2 separate regions of the Homo sapiens genome follow, and region 1 is linked to region 2. The links are chromatin loops, found by intact Hi-C in ENCODE. Cell type or tissue: PC-3. All regions are shown on one strand. Links, peaks and the distances in the headings refer to the core of each region. The heading gives the core; the rest is flanking DNA.

Evidence for each region. A loop is a pair of places that touch in the nucleus more often than their neighbours do. Peaks named below come from ENCODE experiments on the same cell type or tissue, not always from the same donor. Only the 100,000 strongest peaks of a DNase experiment are listed, where the experiment ranks them.
Region 1: a loop joins it to region 2, with 8 times the contacts of the local background. A loop is called at or near these places in 9 of 110 quality-filtered maps.

What each region holds. Positions count from the first base shown.
Region 1 is chr2:65,263,777-65,266,589 of GRCh38, reverse strand. ACTR2 (actin related protein 2) reads right to left here. Exons shown (of 9, transcript NM_005722.4): 8 at 1,415-1,547. Among named protein-coding and RNA genes, the nearest start is that of ACTR2, 37 kb to the right of the region's middle. In PC-3, for the core only: a CTCF peak has its summit at 1,330 (motif pointing left); a DNase peak (open chromatin) is centred at 1,329.
Region 2 is chr2:65,366,430-65,369,242 of GRCh38, reverse strand. The region is part of intron 1 of SPRED2 (sprouty related EVH1 domain containing 2); the gene reads left to right. Among named protein-coding and RNA genes, the nearest start is that of SPRED2, 65 kb to the left of the region's middle. In PC-3, for the core only: no CTCF peak of the experiment used is centred there; DNase peaks (open chromatin) are centred at 1,512 and 2,472; H3K4me3 peaks cover 1,192 bases; H3K27ac peaks cover 2,268 bases.

The sequences.
Region 1 (2,813 bases), core at 250-2,749, 100 kb after region 2:
ATCCTATCATTTCTCTGCTTAAACCGCCCCCACACCCAAGACTTTCCATTTCACCAGGAGTCAAGCCAAACCCTTTACCATGGCTGAACAAGACCTGCCCTCCTGCTACCCTTCTGACCTCATATCCCACCTGCCCCCCTCCCTTGCTCACTCTGCTCCAGCCACACTGGCACACTCCCACCAACCTGGGGCTTTTGCATTTTTCCTGCCTGGAAGATTCTTCCCCCAGACAGTCACAAGGCTCACTCCTCTCACGCTCAACTTAGGTCTCTGATCAAAAGTCACTTCATCCAAAAGGCCTTTCCTGATCACAGTTTATGAAGGAGCACACTACCTCCCCAACCACTAACATTTTCCAGCTCTTCACCTTACTTTTCTTCATATCACTTATTACCACTAATACATTATTTAGACTAAAAGCAGGGATTCTGTTTTCATTGTTTTGTTTGTCCCCGGCACCTAGACCTATGTCTGGCACCCAGGAGTTCAAGAAATGTTTGCTGAATAAATGATCACCTGAGATTAATTATAAATTATATGTAAAACTCAATAAAATCAGAAAAATAAGTGAAGTACTTAGACAGTATGGCTCCTTTCCAGTCTGTTAATCTGTTTAATGTATGTGAGCCCATACTCAATTTAATTTCAACAATGAGTCATATATGAAAGATGTAACATACAGTACTCTGTAATACATAATCTCATTATCTAAAACAGTTGATCAAAGTCAGTGAGACAAAGCTCAGAGATTAACTCAGGATTAGATAACTCTTGGTTAAGTATACAGCACATACTGTATACTTCACATAGTCCAGAGTCTGGTGGAAAAAACACAAAAACCTATGCCAAAGAAACATCAACTATTTCTAGTTTAAAAATTTCTTTCTACTGTACATACCAACAACAACCAATTAAAGTCTGTTTCAAGAGTTATGACAGTCACCGGAATGCAAAAAATTTTGAGACATGATGTTTTTCAATCTGACTGAGAAGACAACATATGCAACAAATAAAGTCAGAAATATGAGATAGCCCAAGAGAAGTGCTGAAGGCTGATTGCATATCCAAAAAATAAGTTTAAAAAAAGAACAAAACTCAAGTGGGGCATTTATTTCCCTATAGTACAGCAGGTTCTTCTCATGCATATACAGGTGCCTCAGAGTCCGTGCTGGTTGTTACAGATGAACCAGAACTTTTGGCCCTGACCTCACTGCCTCCATCCACCAACTCTATAGAGGTGACCAGAGCTTATCTTGAACTATTTCCTTCTTGCTATCATTTCCAGGATGCACTTGACTGCAGTAGGAATTTGTTTTGGAAGACGTCTTGCTCCCTCTGGTGGTTGTCAAGATTCACAAACTACTGTATAGCCTTTTAAAAGAATGTTAGTAATAGTTGATTTACTAATACTTACAGAAAGTTTTTCCACATCACCCTTCAAAACTCGTTCTAAGTAAAGCTGTTTAAGTTCTCGTTCCAACCGTGATGGCAGGCCAGGATACATAGTAGACCCTCCAGAAAGCACAATGTGTTTGTAGAATTCAGATCTAGAAAGGCACAATGGTTATTCATTTGGAGTTTTAGGTTAGGAAAATGGTATCTCAGGGTTACTGTTACTTATGTCAGCCTCGGGGTTGCTGGGAGAATTAAATAAAATTCCACATGTAAATCACAGGGCTGAATATTTGCTGTTATTACTACTGTGAAGTAACGACCCCTCTTTACATATAAAATCTTTTCATAATTTTGATGAAAATAAAATACTTCTAAAAGTATATAATACACTTTTTTGTGAATATAACTGAGACTTCTAATAATGACCAAGATTTACATTACAAACTATTTTATCACATGCTTCCCTAAAGCCACTAAGATGTGGTTGTTTACTATAATTAGCCCTATTCTACTTTAATCCAGAATTCCTGCTTTTTAATTTTTCATTTATCTTTTGTAGTTTTCTTTTTTGTTCCTTTGCTTAGAGGCTGTCTGCTGTTATTTTTGGCTAGACTGATGTGTATGCTTCTTATAGCAGTACCCTCTTTTCTGATACAGTACCCTGCTATCTACTGACAGCAGTACCCTCTATTCTGATATCTATGAGATCAGAAAATCCAATCTAAAAAGACTGCATATGTAGTAAAAGTAACAGAATCTGAGCGAGGGTCTGAGGAATAATTCTCACAGTAAAGTTTGGGAGCTGATTTGCACCCATTTTGGCCTTTTTCAACCTGGCTTCCAGGTTCTCAATGGCTAAAGCTACTGCAACTCTAACAAAGCATTGCTTTTGTATTTAATTGCCATAGCAAGCCCAGTGAATGTCGCATAAACTAAGCAGTTGAAATACAGATTCATGTGATAAGTACTCACAAGCATTTACATGTACATTTTCAACATGCAGAACACACAAAACAAAATTTGAGTTGTTCCACTTTGCAATGCAAACTCTGTGGAGAAGGTACTGAATCTGACTCCGCACTTTAGGTACGTCGAAGCTCTAATCAGCAACAGGCATGTACTTTTCTTTTTTTATTTTTTAATACAGAGTCTCACTCTGTCACCCAGGCTGGAGAGCAGTGGTGCGATCTCGGCTCACTGCAACCTCCGCCTCCCAGGTTCACGCCATTCTCCTGCCTCAGCCTCCCGAGTAGCTGGGATTACAGGCACCCGTCACCACACCCAGCTAATTTTTTGTATTTTTAGTAGAGACGGGGTTTCACCATTTTGGCCAGACTGGTCTTGAACTCCTGACCTCGTGATTCGCCGGCCTCGTGATTCACCGGCCTCAGCCTCCCAAAGTGCTGGGATTACAGGCG
Region 2 (2,813 bases), core at 192-2,691:
AAAAATGTTTATAAGGAATATCCTTTGAGAAACCCAAACCCAGAGGCATTTCCCAGTGTTAACACTTTGGTAAATTTCTTTATGGTCCAATATTTTTCAAATGGGTGGGCATGTCAGCAACAGTAACTGTGGTGATTATTAAATACTTAAAAAATCATTTTTTTTTGAGACATGGTCTTTTGCTCCATCACCCAGGCTGGAGTGCGGTGGTGCAAACATAGCTTACTGCAGCTTCAGCCTCCCAGGTTCAGGCTATCCTCCTGCCTCAGCTTTCTGTGTAGCTGGGACCACAGGCATGCACCACCATGCCCAGCTACTTTTTGTATTTTTTGTAGAGACAGGGTCTCACTTTGTTGCCCAGGCTGGTCTCCAGCCTCAAGCAGTCCTCCCACCTCAGCCTCCCAAAGTGTTGGGATTACGGGCATGAGCCACTGCACCCAATAATCTCTTTTTTAATTTTTTTAGGAATAGGGGTTATATATATTCATTCCTGTGTGTTTGTGAATGTTTAAGTTTATTTTGAAACAGTTCATAATTACAGAAATGTTGCAAGAACAGTATGAAGGACTCCCCTATTCTCATTTCCCCATTTGTTACCATTTTACTATCTTTGCCTTATTCTCATTGTTTGTGCATGTGTGCACACATTATTATTGCTATTATTTTTGTATTTTTCATTACTGAAATCTGAATTATAAAATTCTTCAATGAACTGTGAACTTATTTCTCCAAAATACTATAGAAACTCAAATTAGACTACAAGTTTATTAATTTCCCCCATTTCTACCTGCTGCATTAAGGTAAATTATGCTTTTCAAGTGTGTGAAAAGTTATAAAATTTCAAGGAAACATTTTGATAAGGCTGCAGCCTGCAGTCCTCGTGAGGAGGAAAGAATTGTCAAAGCCAAGGAAGTCTTCAGTTGAGGCCCATGCACAATCCTAATCAGTCTGGATTAGTGAGGTTGTAATTTGATGTTGGATGGGACTGTCCCAACCATTTGGAGCCAGTTTGAAGTCCTATTAGACAGGGTCCTTTAAGAATTAGAGTCAGCTGTTTGCTGAGGTGTGAACCTCAGCCTGAAACATGCTTCCATTTTTAAGTTTCAGGACTAAGGGGGCCATGCAGGAGCTCTGGGCTTTAGTGACCCCTCTATTTTGTTTCCTGTGGTGACTTGTCATGTTTTCACAGCGCATCAATATGGATAGTTTTTAAAGTGACAGCCAGTTTCAACAGTGGTTTTATTTCACATACATTGGAGCTTCCATATCTGGATTTTTTTTTTGTCAGCCACTAAATCAAAGCTCTTCCTCCTCCAGATGGTTTAAGACACCCAATTTGAACATTAAGTGAGTCAAGCAAACCCTGTGCCACATTACCAAAGGGCCTGCTGGTTTAAGAGACTATGGATGTGACTTACATAACCTCTCATGGAGCATTTCCAAAACCTTGTAAGGAAGCTGGGTATAGTCACCTCTCCTTCATAACGTTAACACTGAGCCATGAAGCCAGGGCTTGTGTCCTCAGAGAATGCATAAGGAAACAATCACCAGATCGCCCTGGGAGGAGAAGGCACTAGGCGTTTGTTCAGGAGGTTGATGCAACACTCACAACAGCCGCAGGATACATGTATCATACCTCCCAGCTGGAAGGCAGAAACAACTTCAAGTTCAGCTCCCACACTCACATGTGTGGTAGCTCTATACCTAACTAGAAAAGTGCCTTGTTTAGGTATAAATTAGATTGCAGGGACTGAAAAAAAAATTTTTTTTAATTTTTAAAAACATTTTATTATGAAAATTTTCAAAGATACTTCAAAAAAGAGAAATACAGTCAGCCTGCATATACGCACTACACAGATGCAACCATTTATCAAGATTTTGCCACATTTCTTTACCCCGTCCCTTATTTATTTTTTGCTAAAATATTCACAACAAACCCCAGATATCATATCATTTTACCCCTAACATACTTCAACATGCCTCTCTAAAAAAGTAGACATTTTATAAACACAATGCCACTATCCCACCTATAAAATTAATCCAGGACCAAAATTTTGATGTATACTTTTTACATAGCTTCTGCAGCTGGGTAACCTCACAGCACAAGAATCAACAAGTCCATGCCTACACGAATTCAGCTGATAACTTTAAAGAGAGGGATCCTTGCTCTCAACTTTGGACGAAATTCTTTGGTTTGGGGCTGGGGGCAGGTGAAGAATTTGCACTTGTGGTTCTCCAGAATGTAATCTCAGGTATTGAACTGTGCCATTTGCTTCCTGGGCATTTCATCCTTTCATCAATGATTGGTAATCATAACTTACAGGAATTTTTAAAACAATATTTTAATTGGAAAACGCATCTGTCAGCTGTCAGGCTTCCAGTTTCCACTTTTGAGAAGCAGGATGTTGAATGTGAGTAATGACACAACAGGCCTATAAAATGCGGACTAACCCTCGGATGACTCATCCGGTACAATGCAGTATATTTGTCAAGGAGACTGAATCATATATGGGGGAAACCACTTCTCAGGCAGCCAGCTGGTTCTCAGGTCAGCAAGAGACGATCCATTTTTATCGGAAGCTTTATAGTAGCAATAATGCTAATACCCAGCACTCGGGCTCCACAATGTAGAGGAAATGGCATCGCCTGGCAGGTACGTGCTTACTGTTTACATGAACTTTATTTTTTCATTGTTCTCTTATTCTTAACCTTTCTGGTGCCTGCTTTTAGCATTTTTTTAAAGGAGAAAATTTATCCTAGTTGTAGAGGACCACAGTGTGTATGTGTTTGTATTTGTGTGTGCCCACGTGCAA